Regions from separate parts of the Mus musculus genome. Here region 1 is linked to region 2. Evidence: chromatin loops called from intact Hi-C (ENCODE). Cell type or tissue: gastrocnemius. All regions are shown on one strand. Links, peaks and the distances in the headings refer to the core of each region. The heading gives the core; the rest is flanking DNA.

Region 1 (11,964 bases), core at 1,623-9,622, 83 kb after region 2:
GGGGTTGGGGGGAGCAATCAGGAACATGCGTTTGTCAGAAGGCAACTTGCCGAATGGCGCACGCCTTTAATCCCAGCACTCGGGAGGCAGAGGCAGGCAGATTTCTGAGTTCGAGGCCAGCCTGGTCTACAGAGTGAGTTCCAGGAGAGCCAGGGCTACACAGAGAAACCCTGTCTTGAACAACCAAAAAAAAAAAAAAAAAAGCTTGCCGAATTGGTTCTCTCCTACCATGTGAGTTAGAAGGATGGAGCTCGGATGGTCAGCCTAGGCAGCAAACGCCTATACTCACTCTTAGGAGCTTTGTGTGGCCCAGGACACAAGCCTAGTCTCCAGAGGTCCACCCTTTAAAGATAATTTGGAAAGGTGGGGAAAGCCTTAGTATCTGGATCCAACTCTTCTTCCGATTCGATGCCTTTGAAATGGAATGTAGCCACTGGGCCTTGCCTTCTGCCACCCCCTCAGGCTGCCTGACTGAAATGGGCAGAGATCCCAGGCCTTAGCCTCCTGCTCCAGGTTGCTCTGCAAACTGTGGCCTCCTCTAAATGCCCAGAGTTCCCATCTCACCAGGAGGGCAGCATGGAAAGCCTGCTTCCCTCCCTCCCTCCCGATGAGATGATGATGGCTGCCTTGTCTCTCCTCCCGCTTGCAGTGCGCCCGCTGCCCTTCGTCCCCACCCGCTGGCCCGATGGCAAGGCGCTGGTCCACAAAGTTCTTCCTGGTGTCTTAACTTGTCAGGCTCCTAAACTGTGGTCAACAGTGTACTACTGCATTGGCCCTGCTAGTTTGCCCACCTGCCTGGTCAACTTTCTATTCCAGGGTCCTGGGTGCACCTCCCCACCCCCAAACCCACCCCAGAGCTCAGTCATCACTCTCCATCAGTCATCGGGCTCTTTAAACAGTCACTGTACTGTTTAAAGAGCCCAAAGTCCAGATCAGCCAGACTCCAGCAAGCAAATCCCACCTCCAACACTCAGTTTCCTCTTTTATAAAATGAAGATCATGGCCGCCATAAAGGTGGTGGCCCTGATCACACTGGGCCTGTGCATAAAGTGCTCAACACGCTGAGCGAATGATTTAAATAATAATAATCACTGGGTTAAGAGCACTGACTGCTCTTCCGGAGGTCCTGAGTTCAATTCCCAGCAACCACTTGGTGACTCTCAACCATCTGTAATGGGATTGGATGCCCTCTTCTGGTGTGTCTGAAGAGTGCGTCAGTATAACTCACATACATAAAATAATTCTTTAAAAATAACTCAGGGGGCTGGTGAGATGGCTCAGTGGGTAAGAGCACCCGACTGCTCTTCCGAAGGTCCGGAGTTCAAATCCCAGCAACCACATGGTGGCTCACAACCATCCGTAACGAGATCTGACGCCCTCTTCTGGAGTGTCTGAAGACAGCTACAGTGTACTTACATATAATGAATAAATAAATCTTAAAAAATAAAAAAAAATAAAAATAACTCAGAAAACATCAGTGAGAACAATGATTCAGTGGCACTTGTTAAAGCACTGGGAGGAAGGATTTTTATCCAGGGCTATCACAACGGGGACACAGGGACTGCTGCCAGCCCTGACAACGACGGGGAAAGACAGCCAATAGGACTGTAGGGAGGCAGAAGGTGGGTGGGAAATTACCAGGAAGAACTTGCTGGGGGCCAGGCAGATTGGGCAAACCAACTTAAGGGGATTGTTGCCCAAGACACCCACTGGGGGTTGTGCACAGATATAGAGGTCGGAGTCAGGGCTCCTGCTGAACTGACTACACATTCTTTGCTAAAGATTTGATTTCATAAGCAGTGCCCAAATGAACCTAGGTCCCCACGGCCCACAACGCTGCCCTCGGGTTGACAGTCTAGCTGGGAGCTAAGGAAGAGCCTTGAAATGATCCGCTGTGGGAACGGCATTGGAGCGGGTATGATTCAAACTGAGGAGCTAGGAGAGCTTTGAGAAGAGGTGCGGGGCGCAGAGCCAGAAGGGGCAGCCAGGGATGGTAGGCAAGGAAGCCAAGCATAGATCCCCGCCGCCGCCTTGCCAGCCTGGCCTTTATCATTTTAACGATGGCGTGATTTAGTGGGCATGTGAGCCGCCTCGGGCAGCCTCCCCACTCTGCAGCACTTCTTTGGGCTCCCATTACCCTTTAAGGTAGGCTCAGAGGGAGCCGCAAGTCCTCATGGGCTGAGTCCAAGGGAGTCATTGCCTCTCCCCGATTTGAGATTCTGAAATGAGCTCAGCCCATTTGGGTTGAATTTGGGTGACTTTTGGGGAGAACGCAAATGAGCTGAGCTGAGCCGCACTAGGGTGGGGAGGAAGGGTGGGGGTACAGGAGTGCACCAGGCGGTGGGCACCCCTCCCTGGGGCTTCTGTCCCTAAGGTTTGCCTACAGAGAGATATTTTTTTCCCCAGCCTGGCCCAAACCACTCCCCAGAATTCTGTTTTCTTATTTAAGACAGGACCTCACTATGTAGACCCAGCAGGCCTAGGACTCAAAGAGATCCTTCTGTCTCTGCCTCCTGAGTGCTAGGATTAAAGGTGCAAGCCATCACACCTGTCTGCTCCCCAGAATTCTAAAAGCGGTGGCCCTACTAAACACAAGGGTCTCTGTGTTAGATGTAAAAATATATATTTTAACAAGGACTGGGGCCTGAACCCAGGGCCCCACCCATATGTACTACCACTAAGCTACAGCCCTAACCCTATCACTTAAAACACCAGAGTCAGCTGTAGCCCAGGCTAGTCTCCATCTCTATAATAACCACCAATGTGTGAGAGGCTGACCTTAGTCAGCCTCCATTTCCCAGCCGCTGGGATTATAGGCATGCGTCGTCATGCCTGGTCCAAAGCTGTAAATATTTTGAAAAACTAAAGTGTAAATGTTTTGTCTGGGGAAAGAAGCCTTTTGCTTTCTTGCTGAGGGGAGTGTATTGGAACCCAGCCTCTCACACAGTCTCTCATACAGGCTTCCATCCCCCAGGCAGCCTGACTGGGGTGGGAGCCCTCCAGCCCTCCAGGTGAGAGTGCAAAGGGCAGAGGTTGCCAAGTGCTGGGCAAAGTCAAGCCTTGGACCAAAGCTGCCTCTTCGCCCCCTCTCAGCCCTGGCCCCCAGCCATTCCTCTATGGCTAGTGGCTCCCTGGAATCCACCCTGACAGAATACAAGGTGTCTTGGGACATTGGGACTCAGCTTGTCACCTCTATGTGGCTTGAGCGACCGCTCCACGCCTCTTATTTCTGGTCTCTGTAGCCAGTGACATCTATCTACCCCTAGGTTGCCATGGGGAAAGATATGAATATGTGAAGGCTGAGAGCCAGTACCTAGGCCAAACCTGACTCGGGAACAATGTCTTCTCCTTAACCACGCCTAGGCATTGACAGCCTCTGTTCCCCCCCTCCGAGTGGCGCCCCTGCCTGTTACCAGCAGTAGAGCCAGCTCCCTCTTCCCTGTCTTCCCCAGCCGAGATCTGGATGGAGAAGTCAGGCAGTGGGAGGAGGTTTGTGCACTGGTGTCTCTTGCAAGCCCAGGCTCTTCTCACCCTTCTCCACCTCAGCCCCTCAGCTCACCCACTCAGAGGCCAAATCCAGAATTTCTATATGAACCTCTGACCTGTGCCCCTCTCTCAAGCCAAAAGCCTGTACCAGGGCCAGGTATGGCGACACACACCTTTAATCCCAGCACTCAGGAAGCAGAGGCAGGAGGGTTTCTGTGAGTCTGAGGTCATTCTGGTCTACAGAGCAAGTCCCAGGATGGCCAGAGCTACACAGAGAAACCCTGTCCTAAAGGAGCAGATAAAAACAAAACCCAAAGCATATACTGTTCAGTCACCCCAGCTCTAAAGTGAGTGTCTATTGTATTCCATCTTGATGGGGAGCCATCTAAGAGGTAATGAGCATCTGACCTGCTGTAAATGGCAGAGTGCCTAAGGAGGAAATGGGTCAGCCACTGGCCCTCACTAAGTCCGGGGGAAAGGACAACACCTGTCTGCCTGGGATGAGCAAGCAAGGTGTGGTCTCAGGAACCTGTAATTGCAAGTTCCTTGGGGCTGCTAGGTGGAATCACCAGGAACGCACACCAGCCAGCTGTGCTGTGAAGCCGCCTTCTTGGGCAACAGCTGGGGCCCATCCTGGACTCTGTTCTAGGCTCTGTCCATCAAGGCTGGGCTGTCTGGCCCTCTGCCTTCCTGCGGCCTCTCTGCTACCTCGATTCACTTTGTAGATAGGAAAGCTGAGGGACATCGAGGTGATGACACTGGTTTAAAGTATGTGGCTCATGGGTGGCTGGGACATTGTCTTTGTTTCCTGTTGCTGTGATTATATATGTGTGTGTGTATATATACATATAAACATATACACATATATACATGCGTATATATGTATACATATATGCACATACATCCACATCCACACATACAGGCTGGGGAGCTGGTTTAGTGGGTAGAAGCACTTGCCATGAAATTCGGACAACCCGAGTTTGACTTCTCAGAGACTGCATAAAAGCCAGACAGTTGTGCAAGAGTGTGTGATCCCAGAAATGCAAGGCAGAGGCAGGAGAACCTTAGGAGCTCACTGCCAGTTAGCTTGGCTGATACTGCCCCAAACAAAATAGAAAGGTGAGAACCAGAACCCAGAGGTGTTGCACTGTGGCCCACAGATATCCATGGCAACAGAGAGACAGAGACTGTGCCCAAAGCCTAGGCTTACTGCTTACTCTTCCTGTGCCTCTGGGCCAGTGGCTTCTGTTACTTCGATTCATACTATAAAACTCACAAGTTGAGGCCGTGCCTGGCCCAAGACAGGGCTCGGTACCATCTGTTACCCCTGTGAGGATAACCAGGGGGCACTGTCTGTCCTTCCTGATGCTGGAGGAAAAACAGATTATAGAGAAATGATCACTGACCAAATCGGCAACTGATTTGGCCCCGTGGGGATGGTTGACCTCAGGGTGTTAAGTGTGTGGCTGTTGTGACTACGCAGCCCTGAGGCCCCACATGTATTTGCTGAGGGCTGATCAAGCCAGCATGGCTGAGAGGGCACAGGCTTCCTGGTCCCCAGGTCCCAGAGGCCACAACAGAGCCTGCCAAGCGAGCTCCCTCTTCGCTGTTCCTGCAGGAATTCTCCTGCTTCATCTTCTTCTGGTCTCTCCTCCCAGCTCCCACTACAGGAGAGAGATGGAGGCCTCCCAAGACTCACCCCAGGCTTCTGGGACACTGTCCTGCCAACTGTCTTTTCTCTGGACCTGGGGGTCAAACCCCAACCTCTGAATTAGGGAATGCAGTAGCTGCAACAGCCAAGGGCTGATCCCTCGAGCTCCCAACAGGACAGGAGCCTAAGGTGGCTGTGGAATTGGGGACAGACGGGGCCAAGGTCGTCGTCCTGTTGTGGTCACAATTCTGGGTCCTGATCACTCAGCAGTGGCCACACGTTCTCTGTTTCTTGCCCCTTCCCCGCAGGATCCCCATGCCTAGGTGACAAACACCTGACCTTCCAGTTCAGAAGTACCTATCCTTGGCTCCTTTGGTCACAGGTACAGGGCTCGACTCCGACTCCGGCTTACTTTCTAGAGCAGGACAAACGGGGTCCTCCAAGCGCACCTGGGCAGAGGCAGCAGCTGGGGAAAGTGCAAGTCCAGTTAGGGCTCAACTGACAGGAAGTGGGCATGGCAGAGTCAAGCTGGGCTTTGGGAAGGAAACAGAAAGAAGGGCACCCTCAGGGAGACAGGCTGCCCCCTAATTCTGTAGGCAGAGTCCAGGGGCTGCCAGATGGGGAAGTCCTGGAAGAAGGATGAGCAGTTCGGAGAACATGAGAGGCAGCTGTGATTGGCCGGATGACATGAGGGGCAGCTGTGATTGGCCGGATGACATGAGGGGCAGCTGTGATTGGCCGGATGACATGAAGGGGCAGCTGTGATTGGCTGCATGACAAGCTCGGGTGAACTGAGGCTTAGGAGATGGCAGGCCTGCATAGTCTCGCAGGGAGAGTTGCATAGGTAGGCAGGGCTGTGCAGGCCCCAGGTATCGAGGACATGGGACGGGATTGGATGGGATGGGATGTGACAGGGAGGCGGTACATGGATTTGTATGGGGACAGCCTTCTCTACCAAGTGAGAACAACTACAAAAACTATGAAGAGCAACAATTTTTCTCTTCAGGAGTGCTGAGTGGGAGAGCATCTGGCCCCAGCTTCTTGGCTCCAAACTTCTGGACTCCCCTCTGCCTCCTGAGTGCCATTTCTAAGGCTGCAGTATCTCACCGGGTCCCCTTTGACTTCCCTCCCCTTCGAGCCTTAGTCTCCCTGCAATGTGATGGCGCTCACATACTTGCCCGACTACTGTGGAGGATGGCGGGAGGAGACAGGCACTTCTAAAATGCAGGTGCGTGTGTGCATTCTCTTTCTCCTCTCTATCTCGGTCACCTTTGAACTGTGGCTTAGCTACAAGCAAGAGCAGGTGACACTAAGGAGCCCCCTAGTGGTCCGAGGAGTTGCTGCAGCCAGCTGTCCAGGCTTGCTCCCTTCTTATTCACTGCAGAGGACTTTTCTATTTCACACTGACAGGCCACCTAGCATTTGTTGTTCTGTGAAATGAGCAGGAATCAGAACATAATAAATCATATAGATAGGAATCTTTTGATGTGAGGCCCTGAGACAGACTCTACACAATCCTGGCTGTTCTGGAACTCCCTCTGTAGACCAGGCTAGCCTCGATCTCACTGACATCTGCCTGCCTCTGCCTCCAGAGTGCTCGGATTAAAGGCGTGCGCCTCCACTACACCCGGCTTGCTCCAGGCTTTGAACCTGAACATTTCTGCTCGCACTGGCGTTGTAGAGCTTCCCGTCCATCGCCACAATCTACAACAAACCTTTGTGAGAGACCCTGAGTTTGTGGTCTGATTTCTTCAGTTTTTTTGTTTGTTTGGTTTTGGTTTTTGGTTTTTCGAGACAGGGTTTCTCTGTGTAGCCCTGTCTGTCCTGGAACTCACTTTGTAGACCAGGCTGGCCTCGAACTCAGAAATCTGCCTGCCTCTGCCTCCTAAGTGCTGGGATTAAATACATGCGCCACCACGCCCCGCATTTTTTCAGTCTTAATGTGGGGTTCCTAAACCCACACTGTGACCATATGCACATACATATACCTTTTCATTTCTGTGTGAGCCAGGAGAGGAGGTAGAGAGAAGCCCCTACCAGGGACCTTGGCTCCACTCTGGGACTGTGACTTACCCTGCCTGGGAAAGTCTGGCCAAGCAGTTGGTAAGCATGCCTGCTGTACTTACATGAGGGACCGACTGATTGCCTCCCAGGGTGACAGGGACACACAGAAGAAAGATCACTTCTCCAGCAGCCTCTGCTGGAACGTGGCTACATCCAGACTAGGGTCTTCCAGGGCAGATTTGCTGTGACTTAAAGGTAGGCCAGGGACAGGTGCACCAGCCCACACCAGGCAGCTGGAGGAAGGCTCCTAGAGGAGCCTGTGGGGACACCATGGGGATCTGTGATGCCTGAGAAATCCTGCTTGTACAGCACCTTGCCCCCAGGGAGCTCAGAGCCACGCACCACAGCCAGTGAGGGTGCAGGCCTTTGCAGCTGGGACCTGCAGAAACGAGGAAAGGCTAAGCTGAGTCGTGGGTCCCTGGAACACACAGAAGGGTACAGTTGGCATTTGGGATGTCTTAAAGGTCTTATACCGCGTATTATAGGCAGCTGAGAGGAGGCGCTGACCACTTCCCACACCTGGGCTGGTTAGGAAGGGAGCTGCTCCCGAGGGCCTGTTCTCTACACGAGGCCACCATCCCTGTGGAACAGAAAAGCCACCTCAGCATTCCTGTTAGCAGAATGGTAGCCAGAACACAGCTCTGACTCCCAGGTGTGTGAGTTTCTCAGAGCTTTGAATCTAGCGCTCTGATATCTTGGCTGGCATTTCCTGCCCACTCACCATTCAGAACAGGCTTAGGCAGCCCTGGTATGTGACAGGAACACAGGCTTTAGAGTTAAGGCAGGGCCTCACAAGGAGGGGTGTGTGTACCATGCCAGAGAGCCTGGCAGAACGCAAGTGATGCTGCCCCCCCTTCCCAGGGCTATGGGGTGAGGAGAGGAGGTGTGGCCAGCCTTCCCCACAGGCATGTGTGGCAAAGCTCCAGGCAGAGGTCCCAGGGGGTCTGAGTGTGCCAGTGTGAGGTGCCAGCATGAGTCCTCCAGGACCTCTCAGCAGCCAGAGCTCTTGCATGCACAAGCCTCGGCAGAGCTGGGGATGGAGGTGCCAGCATGGAGCAGAGCTCTCCCCACTCCGCCCAGGGTGGCACTGCTGCCCTCCTGGCAGAGGCTGCTATTGAGACTGAAGCCAGAAGACTTGTTAACTACCTACCTAACCTACCTGCTACCTACCTACCTGTTAACTACCTACACAGGGAAAAACAAGCCTCACCGAAGCAAATACATAAATGAATGGCTTCAAGACTTCTCAGAGCCTTTAGTGGACCACATCATTTCTTAAATGTCTAGGAGGGCTTGGTATGGGATGATCCCTATGCCACCTCTGATTGTTTGAATATTCTTGGCCCAGGGAGTGGCACTATAAGAAGGTGTGACCTTGTTGGAGGAAGTGTGTCACTGTGTGGGTGGGCTTTGAGACCCTCCCGCTAGCTGCCTAGAAGACAGTAGTCTTCTCCTGTTTGCCTTCTGAACAAGATGTAGAACTCTCAGCTCCTTTTCCAGTGTCTGCCTGGATACTGCCATACTTCCCACCATGACAATAATGGACTGAACCTCTAAACCTGTAAGCCAGCACCAATGAAATGTCGTCCTTTATAAGAGTTGCCTTAGAGCCAGGCGTGGTGGCGCACGCCTTTAATCTCAGCACTCGGGAAGCAGAGGCAGGCAGATTTCTGAGTTCGAGGCCAGCCTGGTCTACAAAGTGAGTGCCAGGACAGCCAGGGCTACACAGAGAAACCCTGTCTCAAAAAACCAAAAAAAAAAAAAAAAAAAAAGAGTTGCCTTAGGGGCTGGAGAGATGGCTCAGCGGTTAAAAGCACTGACTACTCTTCCAGAGGTCCTGATTTCAATTCCCAGCAACCACGTGGTGGCTCACAGTCATCTGTAATAGGATCAGATGCCCTCTTCTGGTGTGTTTGAAGACAGCAACAGTGTACTCACATAAAATAAATAAGTAGATCTAAAACAAAACAAAACAACCCCCAAAAAGTGCTGCCTTGGTCGTCTTCATAGCAGCAGAACAGAAACCCTAAGGCATCACCATTGGTGGGGGTTTGAATGAAAATGGTCCCCTTAGATGCATAGGGAGTAGCATTGTTGGAAGTGTGGCTGTGATGGTTTGTATATGCTTGGCCCAGGGAGTGGCACTATCAGGAGGTGTGGCCCTGTTGGAGTAGGTGTGACGCTATGGGCATGGGCCTTAAGATTCTCACCATAGCTGCCTGAAAGCCAGGATTCTGCTAGCAGCCTTCAGATGAAGATGTAGAACTCTCAGCTCCTGTTGCACCATGCCTGCCTGGATGCTGCCATGTTCCCACCTCGATGATAGTGGACTGAACCTCTGAACCTGTAAGCCGGCCCCAATGAAATGTTGTCCTTATGAGACTTGCCTTGGTCATGCTATCTGTTCACAGCAGTAAAACTCTAACTATGACCGTGGCCTTGCTGGAGGAAGTGTGTCATTGAGGGTGGGCTTTGAAGTTTCAGAAGCTCAAGCCAAGCCCGGTGTCCCTCTCTTCTTGCTGCCTGTGTATCCAGATGTAGAGCTCTAGGCTCCTCCAGCACCAAGTCTGCCTGCATGCCACCATGCTTCCTATCGTGATGATAGACTAAACCTCTGAAACTGTAAACCTTTTTCTTATTAAAAATTGCCATGGTGATGGTGTCTAGTCACAGCAATAGAAACCCTAACTGAGACACTACCTGACCACAGCACACTTAAGCAACCCCAGCTCTGGTGGTCCCTGGACTCCGCCCACACCTGCAGTTTCTGCAGCTCTGAAGGCTGGAGGAACAGCCAGAGGCAATCAAGGCCCTGGAGTCAGCCCATCCCTGAAAAGCAGCCCGAGCAAGGATGCTGCGTGTGTTCCTGGCTAGCCTGGCCACCTCACCCAAAGTCAGGGGTCCACAGGCATGCATTGGCCAGCTAAGTCACAGACTGAGTAAATCCCTGGGGCTCCAAGGGCACCAGGAAGGGTGAAGCCTGGCTGCTGGAGGCAGATGGGAAGACAGGAGGGATCCGACAGGTCAGGGCAGAGGTATGAGAGGTGGTGCTGAGGATGGGAGAGAAGGGGATCCAAGAGAAGACAACCCAGAGACTCCAGCAGGGCAACTCAAAGGAAAATGAGCCGTGAGTGAGGCTGAGTTATGTTCCCGGGGCGTTGAGCATCTCTTTCTCTGGGCCTCAGTTTCCCTACCCAGGCCACAAAGGATAGACAGACGTCGGCTCTGAGAACATCTGATAGGCTCTGTGGTGACTGGCAGAGGAGTCTGACTCAGCGTCAGAAGATCAGAGTTCTGGCAGCTCCCAACCACTTGGAACTCCAGCCCCAGGGGAATCTGATGCCACCTTGTGGCTTCAGTGGGCAGTGCACACACAGAGACACATTAAAAATAAATAAATAAATAAATAAATAAATAAATAAATAAATAAATAAATAAAAGAGCCAGACTCCCCCTCCTCCTCCATCTTCCCTAATCTACATCCCCCCAACCCCATTCATTTTCTCTTCTACAATCCCATCATTCAGGAGACAGAGACTTGACTTTGAGGCAAACCAGGACAGCCAGGGCCACCCAGAGAAACCTGCTCAAAACAAAACAAAAAAAGAAACAGAGAAACAAGGTCTCATGCAGCCTAGGCTGGCCTCACCCTTGCCCTGCAAATGAGGATGCTCTTGAGTTTCTTGTCTCCCGCCTCCACCTCCTGAGTGCTGGGATATATTCCCACCATACCTAGTTTATGCAGCACGGGGATCAAATCCAGGACTGTGTGAGAGATAACCCACACTCCACCAACTGAGCCACATCCCCAGTCTGACTCCCCCACTTTCTGATCCCACTGAGACTCCGCGCCCAAGCTCCTTCATCTCCATCTCCACGTGTTGGGGAATCAATCACAGTGGTGAAGATGAAGGGAATGGCTTCATGTGGGGTACAGTAAGATATTCCAGAGAGTCCCCTGCTCACCGTGAGATCTGCAAAGCACCACACCAAGACTGTCACTGTCACCTGTCTCTGCAGCTCTGCTTTTTTTTTGTTTTTGTTTTGTTTTCCTTTCCCCTCCAGAAAGGGTTTCTCCGCATATCCCTGGCTGTCCTACAACTAGCTATGTAGACCAGGCTGGCCTCAAACTCACAGATCTGCCCACCTCTGCATCCCGAGTGCTGGAATTAAAGGTGTGCACCACCACTGCCTCGCTTAGAATGTCATGCTTTGAGGAGAGGGCAGCAGGCAGGGCTGTAAGAGGGGTCAGGGGGTGGGGCATTTGGGCTGGTTTCCTACAGCACTGACCCTGTAACCCAACAGAGATCTAAGGGGCAGGGAGAGCCAGTGTGTTGTCCTCAATGGTGCAGAGGATCCTGAGCACTGCTGACTGGAGGGGCCAACACTGTATGCACTGGAGGGCTGTATCATGAGAAGTATAAGAGGAAGCCAGGTGATGTGTCTGTTCTCATGGCATCTTGCATGGCCGCACTCTGGAGAATCCTCTGAGGGGCAGAACATGTGGTCATGACGCTAATGGTCGGGTGTGGGACAGCCAGTGGGTTGTTGACAGATTCTGTTATTTGAGCATGTTCTCTGTGCCAGGCTGTTTTCTAGGAAATCTTCATTTATTATTCTCATGTATGAGCAAGCCCGGGCTCAGAGAAAGTAAGCAGGTTGTCTTAGGGTTTTACTGCTGTGAAGAGACACCATGACCAAGGCAACTCTTATAAAGGACAACATTTAATTGGGGCTGGCTTACAGGTTCAGAGGTTCAGTCC
Region 2 (11,964 bases), core at 2,579-10,578:
GATGAGATAACGGGGCGCCCCCCCCTTTGTTTTAAGAATTGTTTTCCAACCAACTTGAAGAATAGACTGAGGGGGCGGCAGCAGGGCGCCTTGTATATGCTAGACAGTTGCAGTGTGGGAGGGCTGGGCCCTGGCATGAACTGTGTGCCCTGGGCAGTGCCTGCTGTGGTGTGATCACATCCAGTCCCCGCTGCCGTCTGTGTCCTGCACGGGGCTACTTTAATACTAGTGAAGATGTTAAGTAGCCACATTGGCTCAGTTAATAGCTTCAGTAAGGAGTGACTAACCCTCTAGAAATCAGTGCCTAATTTTCCTGAGAACTAACTTTTGGTATCCATGTCCTCCTGTCTGCAGTCTGGCTGTTGTTCTTCCATTCTGTGGCTTCTCTCTGTGGCCCCTAGTAGGTGAGGTGACTCCCCACTTAGCTTGTAACTCTGTCCTCTATTGTCATCTGGGGGGCTGCCTTGACGGGTGGCTGTCTCCTTCCCTCCATGGAGAAAGGAGGTGTGTACTTGGAAAACAATGTATGTTTACATCTCTTTGCAAAGTCTTGTACATAGAGAGATATTTTTTAAGCGTGAATGTAACAACATACTGTGAATTCCATCTTGGTTACAAATGAGAATCCTTCAGTCAGTTGCCCGAATAAAATCAGTTCTGAAACTACCGTTTATGTGTGAGTACAGCCTCTCTCTCTACCTCAGTTGATCTGTCCCACGGCCTGTGCCTCCTTTGGAGGACCTGGTGTTCTGGGCTACATGAGCTTCTAGAGCTTCTATCAGGCTTAGGACCCTCATGTTCCTGACCTGACAGTAGCCATGAGTGGTCTTTCCTATCCAGGGTGGGACCAGCTGCCCACCCAACAAGCCGTCAGCTCACAACAGGAAAAAAGCACTACACACTCGGCTCCGAGGCTCACAAAGAGGCCTTTATTATCTAGTTCAAAGTAGACACTGTCACAATCTTATGTTACTCCTTTTACTAAAATAGTTCAAATCAATGCTTTTACCACACTATCAAAAGTTCTATTTTTTTTCTCTCTCCACAAATCAAAGTGGTTCGATAGAAGGTAGAAACGGCCGAAGTGCACAGGCTCCAGCTCTACACGGCCAGGGCAGGAGGGGCAGCTGCAGGTCTCACCACCAACTCCTATAGAAGACCGGCCCAGGGCAGAAACCAGGCACTCCAGCCCCTCCCAAAAGCAGCACGCTTTCCCCCACAGTATGAAAATAGACACCTCTGCCACTCTGCAGCCATGCATTTTGTTTCTTAAAAAAAAAAAAAAAAAAAAAAAAAAAAAGATCAGTAGTATGTATCTCACTTCCTCTCAAGTTTCAAGAAAGAAAAATGAAAGGTCACTTTGTCTTGAAACACTGGCGCGTGGCTGTTGATCGCAAATGAAGATGTGCTCAGCAGATTCTGACTCCGGGGAAGGCCAGGCCACCCTAGATGGGGCCAAGTGACCTGTCACAGTGGGGACGGGGGTGGAGCCAGCACAAGCATATTGTGAGCTTGGGGTGGAGAATCAGCACTGCAAAGGCTAAGGCTCCAGAAGGGAAGGGTCACGGAAGACCACCTGCCCTCCCTGGCCCCGGGCTCAACTGGGTTGCTGCTGGCCTCTCCTGTTAGGTTTGAGATATGACCCAGGCTGTCCTAGGGAAGCCAGCCTACTGCCGAGGGCTGGGGTATAGCTTGTCTCTCTCTGCCTGCACAAGGGCAGAGGAGCCTGTGAGAAATTCTCTTTAGATTCCCTGGATGCCCTGCAGCACTAGGGACAGGATCTTTCTTGTCTTCAGACTCCAAGAGCTCTTACTTATTGCTTATTTCAGAGGTGGCTGAACTGTCCTGATACAAATGTGACTGGGACTCTCTGACTTGGCTCCCACCTTGTGTGGGCCACATACCTCAACATTATTCTGCGGTTTCTTGGCTTCAAAGAACCAGGAAGGGTCTTGCCTGCCCAGCAGCCCACTTAGAAATACCCAGTACCAGCTGGGGCCGGCAGATGGAGTTGCAAGTTCTATCGATTGACCATCCAGCAGCTCCTAGAAAGAGCTTCCCAGTGCCACCAACAGCCGGAGCAGTAGGCCGGTCCCCTACAGCCCCTGCGCAACACTCCCTGGGCACACCGAGGGCCATGGGCCTTTCCCCTGAGAGTGTGGGACCCAAGGGTGTGGGCAGCAAAGGTGCTGGGTACCACCCAAGGTTACGGGGCCTGGGCTTGTTGGGGAGCAAGGATGTCACCCACCTTCTTGGCCTGTCCCCTCTGCTCACAGGGTTTGGGAGGGACCTGAGGCAAGGACAAGCTCTTTGGGCTTGCTGCATGGGGCTCTAAGTACCATTGCGTGAGGACAGCTGATGGGTGTGGATGTAAATACACGGAACTGGCGAAGCCAGCAGTGTGGCCAGGGCCTCCTACAGACAGCATCTGCATGGTTCACAAAAGCACCTCACTCTCCTCCAACCACACTAGAGAAAACTCCTGACAGCCATGTGCCGCCTTCCGGCTGAGGCGCGAGCAACGTTCACTGAAGCACGCATTTGACCCCCCCGCCCCCCCCCCGCCCCCGCCCACAGGTCCCTTGGAGGGAGGGGCTAAGGCTCAGATGTGACCTGTGAGGAGACAGCATGACAAACAGGCTGGCCTAGCATGTTCCCAGTAGGTTGCCACATGAGCTCTTCCACTGTGAGGACAGAGGTCCACAAAACTGGGGTGGTTTCTAGAGTGAGCAAGAGGCAGAAGGAACGGCTGGGGGCCCAGGGAAGCTGAGTGGCTGGCTGAAGGCCACACAGCAGATTAAAGCCAGAACCAGGCATGCCCCCATCCTTCCCAAGGAAACCTCATCAGGGGATCAGGGGTGGCTCCTTGTAGCACACGGGCGGGGGGGGGGGGGGGTGCTCCGTCACATTGACAGTGACCCTGGGCAATGGCCCAGTTCTACCTGCCCATTGAGAATGCTGAGCCTGGCTCAGACACTCTCCAGGACTTTCCTATGTTGCTGTAAACCAGAAAAGGAAGCCTGGCAGGAGAGACCTACAAAGTGGCTAAGCCTGGCATTGGTGAGGAGACGTCACTGAAGGAGTGAATACTAACGAGGAGAAGCTGGCTTCGGGGTGGCTGAGCACCGACCCCCAGGTGACAGGGAACCCTGAGCTCCCAGCCAGTCATGGACACACGGGACCCAGTGCTCTGTGACCCAGGGTCCTGGCTCTGGCAGGGTAGCAGAAAAGTGCCACCCGCGTCACGATTCAGGCTCCGGTGGCATCTGTCCAGTGTAAGGGACAGAGAGTTAGAATACTTGTTGAGGGACCTTCTACCAAGAGCAGGCTACCTCCCAGACAGTCCCTTGGCTTGGAGTCTCAGAGGCTTCTTGCTGACAGAACATGGAGCTCAAACGGGGAGCCAGGCTGCCTGGCCACTTGGCTGCAGCGAGCGGGCAAGCGAGCAGTGGCTTCTCGTCTTCCCAAGGTTTGCTGGTGAGGGAGGCAGGAGGTGGAGGCCTGGCTGTCAGCATCACACCAGGGCAGCCAGGGTAGGCCGTGTCCTATGTACAATTCACCACGGAGAAAGACGGTGGCTGGGCCGGAGTTTCTGCCAGGTCTAAGGCCTCAGACTCCAGGCAGGGCCAGTCCACGTCCACGGAGAAGCGGCCCTACAATGGCCCCTTGAACTGATTACCAGACAGGTGCTGCCGGATGGAGGGCTTGGTGCTGGCGGCGTCCCCCAGTTTCCTCCAGACCACCTGTGAGGAGGCGCACAGCATCAGTGAAAGGCTCGCCCCAAACCTACCCACTGGTCGCACCTACCTACCTACCGCCTTACCACCCTGTGAAATCACCCATGTCCTCAAAGCCTGGGAGCTGGAAGAGAAAGCTGAGGCTACCACAAGTTAGGAGAGGTGCTGAGACGTGGCCTTTGCCCACTGTCAAAGTCATGCTTGAGCCCCTGGGTGTGAACTCAGCCTTGAAGATGTCCAGTGGGGTCCACAGACTTGGGAGACAGCATGAGGTGCACCTCAGGGCACCCCACCCAACCTAAGCCCCACGACCAGACCCTGTAAACCCACTCTCCTGCAGGCACCTATGAGGGTCCAGTGGAGATGGCAAGAGGTAGAGAATATTCTACGTGCATGGCCAGAGGCCACCAGGGGGCACCAGTGAGCAAAGAAACCAGCGCTCAGGCTCTGTCCAGACAGAGTCCCAGGCCTGGCACCACCGGGGAGGGATAGATCTGGTCAGGGGCCTCGCTGAAGGGTGAGGCATGGTGGGTCTGATGAGGCAGAACTCCCAAAGCCAGTCATCCTCCCCAAGCCATAGCTAAGCCAGTGAGAAGCAGGTGGCCACATTCCCAGGGCCCAGGCCCAGCCCCAAGCCCAGCCCCAAGCCCCAAGCCCCAGCCCTAAGCCCAGCCTGGGAGGAAAGTGCCTCACGTTGCACATCTCTCGCACGATGGCCTTCTCCTTCTCGCTCAGGTCCTCCTCACAGCTGTCTTGAAGTTGCCGGTCAAGGTTCTCATGTACTTCCAGAACCTGAAGAGAAAAAGCAAACGGTCACGGGGAGGCCAGCAGAGAGCTACCAAGGGAACTGGAGAGGCTGGGCAGGGGTGTCAGGTGGGCTTGCTTCAGGCGCCAACAGAGGATGTGACCGACAGCCTGTGCCCATCCACGTTGGACACGGCAGTCACTGCCAGCTCCCTCTGTGACTGAGTGTCCCTGCACAAGGGTGGGTGAGGTCCATGGTATACACACAAAGGAAACGGGGAGAGCCCTGGTGCGTGGTTGAGCTCTAGACACCAGAGTCCTGAAGCCTGCACGCTTGTACCTAGAGGCATGAGGCTGGCCTGGACCTTCCATTCCAGAGTCACTCCCAACCTGGGCCTCTCTTTGGCCTGAGGGAAACACTTGCCCTCTGATACTGGGTCAGTTCCCTCAGCAGCAACGCCTCAGGCAGAGCACACAACTGACGAGCCCAAGACTACATTCAGCCCAAGTCCCAGGGGCTCCAGGCAACTCTGTGTCTCCAGACGCCAAGGGGAAGGGACACATCGTCTCCCAAACCCCCAGCTCAAGTGGCCCAAGCTTGGAGATAGCACCTGTGGGTCCCCCATCCTGTGCTCAGGAGGAGACAAATGGCACGTTTTACCTTCATGGCGTGCACGACAGCCTCGGGTTTCTGTCCTGCCGAACTGTAGACGGTGGACGGGGGTGAGGGCAGCTCGGGTACGGGGCAGGCTGGGCCCTGTAGAAAGAGCAGCACAGATGAGCCCCACACCCCAAACCTCACACCCCCCGTGTCTGGGTCCTGGACACCTGTCACTGGATGAACACCAGTTTGAGTTATGTGGAGCCAACACCCAGGTAGGAGGAGATAGGGGTCGGGGTGGGGAGTTGGAGGAGAAGAGGCAAGGGTAAGAGGCAAGGCTGAGAGGCGGGTATCCTAGGAGCTGCTATCTGCCTGGCTGGTCCCCATGCTTCCTGGCCATGCCACCTCTTCTGCAGATGACATGGTGGTGACTTGCAGAACAAAAGGAGGGGAGCGGGGAACACAAGAGCATGCATGTTGTTCTACAGGTGTAGCATGAGCGTCTTGTGGGAGCCAGAGATTCATGTCACTCAGCAGGCGGAGGGAGGCTCAACCCCACTGCCCAAGTCCAAAGCCCACCCAACCTATCCTAAGCCCTGCTCCTGTCCCTTGGCCCAGTCCTGGCCACCTGGGTGGTGAGTCAGCTACCGGCCACATGTTCAGGGTAAGAGCTGAAGACAGGCCGGGCTGGGCCAGGAGGGGACCCAGTCCTTCTGAAGCTGACTCCGCCTCCCGCCAGCTTCCCTTCCTCCTGATGACCATAAGCAAGGCTAAGGCTATAATCGGGCTATAATTATGGAACGCAGGACAATCAAGAAAACACCAAGAAGTGCTCCAGGAACGAGTAGGAGGGGGAGTGTCCTGTAGCCAGAGCTGTAACCTGGTGCCTGGGGATCAGCCTGAAGACAGAACTACTTACCCCCTCTGCAAGACCTGGGCCCTGGAGACCGCTCCCAGCAATCAAAGAAGCTGACCCAAGAAGGACTGAATCCTGTCCAGCTATGGCCACCATACAAGCCCAGTAGGGATTTTATGGTTGTCCTCAGTTAGGCCCAGGGCCTTCCACTGACAGCCTGTCTGCCAAGCCCGTTTCTCTCAGGCCATCTGGCAAGGAAGCTTACCAGGGTCTCACAGGCTGATGACAGCTGTGCTGGCATAGGCATGGAGCGATCTAGGAAAGCCAGAGTTGGGCATGGTCCCTTTCACTGGGACTTGATTCTGAGCCTTAGTTTCCTCCCTTCCTGTGTCACATGTCACGGGAAGCATGCAGAACACGGGAGAATGCCCAGAGAGTGTGTCTCTTAACTCCAGCCCAGGCTGCCTGTTTAGGACACGGGGGAGCCGGATGGGGAAAGGGAGTGGGTGGTGTCTTGCCTCCTGGTCTGCTGCCCGAGCTAGGCTGGTCTTGAGCAGAGGCCACACTTCCCCCACCGGCCAGCAGAGGGTGCCAGCCAAATGAATAAAGAGAGGTCTGGTCCTAAAATGTCCTGTGGTGCCCACACCCCTCCCCCTGCGTACTGCCACCCTGTCGTAGGGAAGACCCTATCCCCAGTTTGTCCTGATGGACCTGGCCTGCTTCCTCGTCTGTCCCAGTCTCTAAGGGACGGCTAGGGGCCCCTCCAGGAATCAGCCATGAGAGAAATGCAGGAGGCGAGTGGGTGGATTGCTATGCAGTCCGGCCCTCCGGGCTCAGATCGCCCCCAGGCAGCAGGTATCAGGGAGGACAGGGCCTGAGGCTCGGAAAAGGATAACGGCCATTGCTCAACTCTTAATGACTGGTTAGAGTGACTGAGGTATTGGGGTTAGCGTTGGGCTTAGCGTCACTCAGGCCCACGGAGTCCTCCCAATCACCAAGGCACCCGGGGCAAGTCAGTCCTGAGGGATTAAACAAACAAACCCATCCCACAGATGAGGGCAGTGTGCTTGCCCAAGTCAGCTGGTGGGCATGAGTCTAAGCCTGGAAAGACCAGCTTTTTCCAAGGTGCCTGTCCACGCCTTAACGCTCCTCCAGAGGCTGCACATACGCACCCACTGTTATCTGGGAACTTCCAACATTTGACATTTGACCTTGCTGCCCTATTGAACCCTGTGCACCTTAAGGAGACCGGCCCCGGGTATGGAGGAGACAGTAGCGGGCAGTGACAGCACTGAGGGTCAAGGTGACCAGCTGGGCCCACAGCCTTGACCTTTGAGCCTTTATCACCTGCGTGCAGTAGTAACTGCTAAGGCTGGTATCCTCCCCCACCCCCCACCCCCAGCTCTCTGCCTGTTGGCTCACTACCCTCAACTGACGACCTGAATGTCTTCAGTTCATAGCCCTCATGGAACGGAGCTATCCCCTGCTCTGCAGGCCCACAGTGACCGCTGACCTCCAGGCCCGTTTAGGTACTAATATGCCTTTGCCCATTAGGCCCTGCAATCTGCTGCAGCCCATAATGCTCACTTCCTCCCCCTAAGAGCAAAGCCACAGCCTCTCCTGGGGTGAGACACGTGCTCTCCCCTCATGGCCTCCACCATGAAACCTTCCAGGACATTCCCACATTCCGCTAGCCTTCACTGTTGAAGCTTGGGGGGTGTCCCCTAGGGGCTATAGGAAGTGGTCTGGGACCTGGCAGGCTGACCCGGAACCAGAACCAGCACTGCACTTGCCAGCATTTGAAAGCCCTCAGTTTACCACCCGGCAGGTTGTTTTCAGTGGCCTATGCCACCAGAATGGAGGAAAGCAGAATGGAGGGGATGGGAGGGGGGAGAGGGCAAAGCCTGGGGAACCAGCCCCTGGGTGGCACCCTTAGCTCTGGGAGCCCTTCACGGTGAAGCATCGTGACCAGGCATCATTCGGTCGCAGGGCTCCTGGACAGGTAGAGGAGGTAGCCAGGCTTTGGGAGAGAACGAGCCAAGGATGGTTGCCAGTCATGATGCATGAGCCATCTCATGCCAGCACTGTGGCCCACTAAGGCCACAGAAAGGCCATGGTCAGCCTTGCTGGCCATCATGGGAGGGGTGAGGGTGCAGAGCAGGGGAGGGACCCGCATACTTCGCAGGACGTCCCTCGAGGTGCCGCCCGCCGCACTGGTGTGAAATGTGTGAGCAGCCACAGGGACTCCCACAGGGGTGCTCTGTGAGCCTGAACTGGTGGAGGCTTGCTGTCTCACTGTCCCACAGGGCAGGTGACACCGGCATCCCACGACCCTCTCTCTGCTGGGTCGACAAACACGAACGGACGCGTGGTCACTTTCTGAGAGCTGACTCCTGCTTCCCATCCAAGGCAGGACAGAGCCCAGGTGAGCATGCGGCAGGTGACCCCGGAGGCCTGAGGGGGTCCTGAGACGCAGCCCATTAACTCCCGAGGCTTCATCCCTCAGCTCCAAAGCCTAAATCTCAGGCCAGCAGGCCTCCTCTCTCGGCTACAGAGTCACAAGCTGCACAGAATACGGTGCTCGCTCTGGCAGCCCCCTGCCATGGCTGTCAAATACTGCCCTGGAAGTCGAGAAATGTCACCTACCCAATGCTTTGCTTCTTACCTCCTCGCTGGGTCCCCATGAGGTACCCAGGGCCCCGTCCCAGGAGGATAGAGTAAGGAAGACCACTCAGGGCTGGCCATCCAAGCTTGGCTTTCACCCACAGACCACCCGCATGCCCTGGGCTGTAGCCAGCCTGTTCCGCCTCTGTCTCCTCTGGAGCTCAGGGCAATTCGGAAGGTCTGGACCAGGAGCAGTGGGGACCTTCGGTGGGGACACTTACGTTCTGTAGGACTTCTTGGTAGGAGGGCGGCAGGGATGCGAGCTGGGATTCCGAATGGTATGGGGAGAAGCCTTTCCGAAGGGTACGGAATTCTCCAGAGCCTGCCTGCTAGGAGGGGAAAGAAGCCAGTCGGATCCAGGGAGGGCTGAAGGGCCAAGGCCCCTAAGCCAAGACCCTGCCCTAGCCCAGGTGCTGTGCTTAGTAAGTGTGTCACCCTCTACACAGCCATCGGTCGGCTCAAGCACACCCTCCCGGGCAGGTGCTCACCTCTGTTCGAAGACTGCCTCTACTATCAGACAGAGAGAACCCCACCCAAAGCAGGCCTGGGCGGGTGTTCGTAATCCACAAGGACCAGTGCAAACCAGAGTGGGGAGGAAGGATGGACACACACATGCTGCCCTGAGGTGGCTCCCTTAGGAGAAAAAAAAATCCCTGTATGCCAGGCTAGTGACCTAAGACCAGAAGCCAGAGTCACTAAGGGTGGGCCAGGGAAACTGCGTGGTGGACAGGTGTGGCCCAGACTGTCCACCTTCAGGCCAACCAGCCCCACAGGAGACAGCCTTCCTCCCTAAGCCACTGATACTTCAAAGGGAAGGAGGAACCCACGAGGCAGATAAAAACTGCAGAGGAATGTCCATAAATCGGCAGGCTGCTGAGTTCCCCAGACAAAGCAGGAAGGAAAGAGGCCAGGCTGGCTGGCAGGAAGCGGGCAGCAGCCCTACGGAGGGCTTCCTCCTCCCTCCCAGCAGCCCCCTCACCCAGCCTGGAAGGGATCCCCACATTCCAGGGCTGGCCTCCTGCCAGTCACAGGGCCTTGGCCACCTGCAGGTAGAGACAGTGAAAGAGAGCTCAGACAGAAGACAGAGGTGCCGGACCACCAGACAAAGAGGTGGGGTAGTCACTCCACATCACTATACCACCCCCAACCTGTAGAGACCACAGAGTCCAACCAGAGAAGAAGTCTGCCAATGAGGCCACAGGGTATATATACAGGGGTCTGGTGTTCAAAGGCCAGGGGGCAGGTACAGAGGGCTGGGGTTGTTTTCTCAGCCTCAGGTATGACCCAGACTCACACCCGAGACTCTTGGGTACCCAGAAGCCTCCTGAGGTAACTCCACATGACTCTCACACTAGGCACAACCCCAGCCAGCATCATCTGCCAAGAGATTCCCAAGAGACCTCGTGAATGGCCTTAGCCATCAAGTGGGGCTGTGGTAGGCCACTGCGAGGCGTTAAAGGCCACAGAAAAATCAGCCCTCCCTGACACAAGGACCGGATTGAGTGGGTGCCCTAGGACCGGGTCTCAAGGACAGAGACTGTCCCCAAATGTCCCCAGTACTTCTTAAGTCTACCATGAGGGACCCTTTCCTCAGCCACCGTGCTTCCCTGAGGGGTCACCCAAGCCCCACTCAAAACCCTAAACTAAATCACTCTCAGCTCTCTGTCACCACGAAATAGTTTTCAGCAGAGAGCACCATCTAAATTCTAATGAGCTCTTAACGTCCACACATAAACATGTCTATCAGTCCTCATGGGACCTTGCCTACCAATGCTGTTGTATGGGGACACGAAGACGTCCCTGCCACCTTGCTGTGACTGGTGGACAAAGTGAAGACACCAGAGGCCGGTTATCAGCCCAGCAGAGAATGTGTTGTGATATCCCATTTGGCCACAGGACCGGGAGTGCCAACAGATTGCTGCCTGGTCTGTTTCCCGCCAGCCTGCGACCAAGAAGGCAGGACCTGTCCTGTCCTGTCCTGTCCTCACCCCCACACAGGATTATGTTTGGGCTAGGCTCCCTTCCCACAGAATCTCTGGCCCTCAATCAGACAGGCTCTGAACTGAAAACACTGTAGTATGTGCTAAGGCCCCCTCCCATCCCACCCACACCCCTCCACAGAGTCCTGGGTAATTTCCTCGGGGGGGGGGGGGGTCCCAATTAGCTGCATGCAACTCCTCACCCATACACTTCGAGTGAGCATCTAAAAATGTTTGTGTGTGCACAGGACTTTATTAGCAAGCCACAGAGGCAGGCAGGGGGAAACGCACATAATCTCTCATTAAGGGGCAATGTGACTAATGACGCATCAAATGAGTAACCACCGCCAGCCACGCTTAAAGCCAAATTAAAAAGGCTGCAAGTTGCTGCCTAGAGCTCTGGGCAGAGCAGAATTCCTGGGGTTGGTGGGGGTGGGGAGTACTGCAGACCCCTTGAAGGGCAGGGCATTTGTCAGTGTAGAGCAAACGGCCTTACAGGAAGTCCATCTGCCCTGACATCCTGAGGGGAAGGTGGGGTCTCCTTCGGCCTGTTCCGGGCTGGCACAAGACTTCCAGGTCCCTGCAGCTGTGGTAACTAACCCTGCATTCCTCTCTCTTGTCTGAGCGTACAAGGACACACCTCTTCTGCCCACTCCTACGGTTTCTGAGGGGCAGCACGAGGACTCTGAACTAGGAGCGAGGAGACCCAGGAAGCTGCGGGGTCACTTGCCCTGGGACCTCAGAGTCCAGCTTCTACCCAAGGCCAACATCTGATGCCACCCCTCCTTAGTGCCTAGTCCGACCTTGGTATGTGACCTTTGGCTACTCCGCTGATACTGCCGGACTCCACTGCCTTCCTATTTCCAGGAATTTTTGCATGTGGAGCCTTCGGGGAGGAGGAACCCCATGCTGGAGAAGCCCAGGCAAGCACTGTCAGAGGGCGGGTACCAAAGGAGGCTGCTCTTCAGTGCCCATGGCCCACCCACCTGAGATTCCTTGCTGGGGAAGGCGGATGACCAGAGGCTGTGCCAGGGACCCCTTCTTGGACTATGCTGAAGGGAGCACACCTCACATCTCCCTGCTCCAGGAGAACTTCATTCCCTAAAATGTGCCATCCGTAGGGAGCCCTCACGTGTTTATGAGGCACAACACCATGCCCCACGCGTGGAGGCCTCACACGTGGATGCCGCCAGGCCTGGGGTGGAACGTGCCCTGCCTGATGGGGCCACTCAGAGCAGAAGGCCCAGAGCCCCGTGCTGACTCAGGACTGACCAGAAAAAGGACTACAGGACTACCAAGGGCCCAGAGGTGGACTTGCTCCTGGCTGCTGGCGCTACCAGTGTGGGGAGGTGGGCTTTTCACAGGGCATGGGGGCCTCTGCCA

The links. Peaks named below come from ENCODE experiments on the same cell type or tissue, not always from the same donor. Only the 100,000 strongest peaks of a DNase experiment are listed, where the experiment ranks them.
Region 1: it touches region 2 in a loop (4-fold over the local background); 35 of 42 quality-filtered maps call a loop at or near these places.

Annotation. Positions count from the first base shown.
Region 1 is chr12:108,286,730-108,298,693 of GRCm38, forward strand. No RefSeq gene overlaps it. Among named protein-coding and RNA genes, the nearest start is that of Hhipl1, 14 kb to the right of the region's middle. In gastrocnemius, for the core only: a CTCF peak has its summit at 9,147 (motif pointing left); DNase peaks (open chromatin) are centred at 1,627, 1,974, 5,868, 6,459 and 1 more place.
Region 2 is chr12:108,202,692-108,214,655 of GRCm38, forward strand. It overlaps Ccdc85c (coiled-coil domain containing 85C), which reads right to left. Exons shown (of 6, transcript NM_001159910.2): 3 at 8,824-8,931; 4 at 5,143-5,238; 5 at 4,431-4,529; 6 at 909-3,743. The coding sequence ends at 3,654. Ccnk (cyclin K) reads left to right here. Exons shown (of 12, transcript NM_009832.2): 12 at 1-668. The coding sequence ends at 10. Among named protein-coding and RNA genes, the nearest start is that of Ccnk, 29 kb to the left of the region's middle. In gastrocnemius, for the core only: CTCF peaks have their summits at 4,140 (motif pointing right) and 6,520 (motif pointing right); DNase peaks (open chromatin) are centred at 4,156, 6,207, 6,515 and 9,605; H3K27ac peaks cover 606 bases.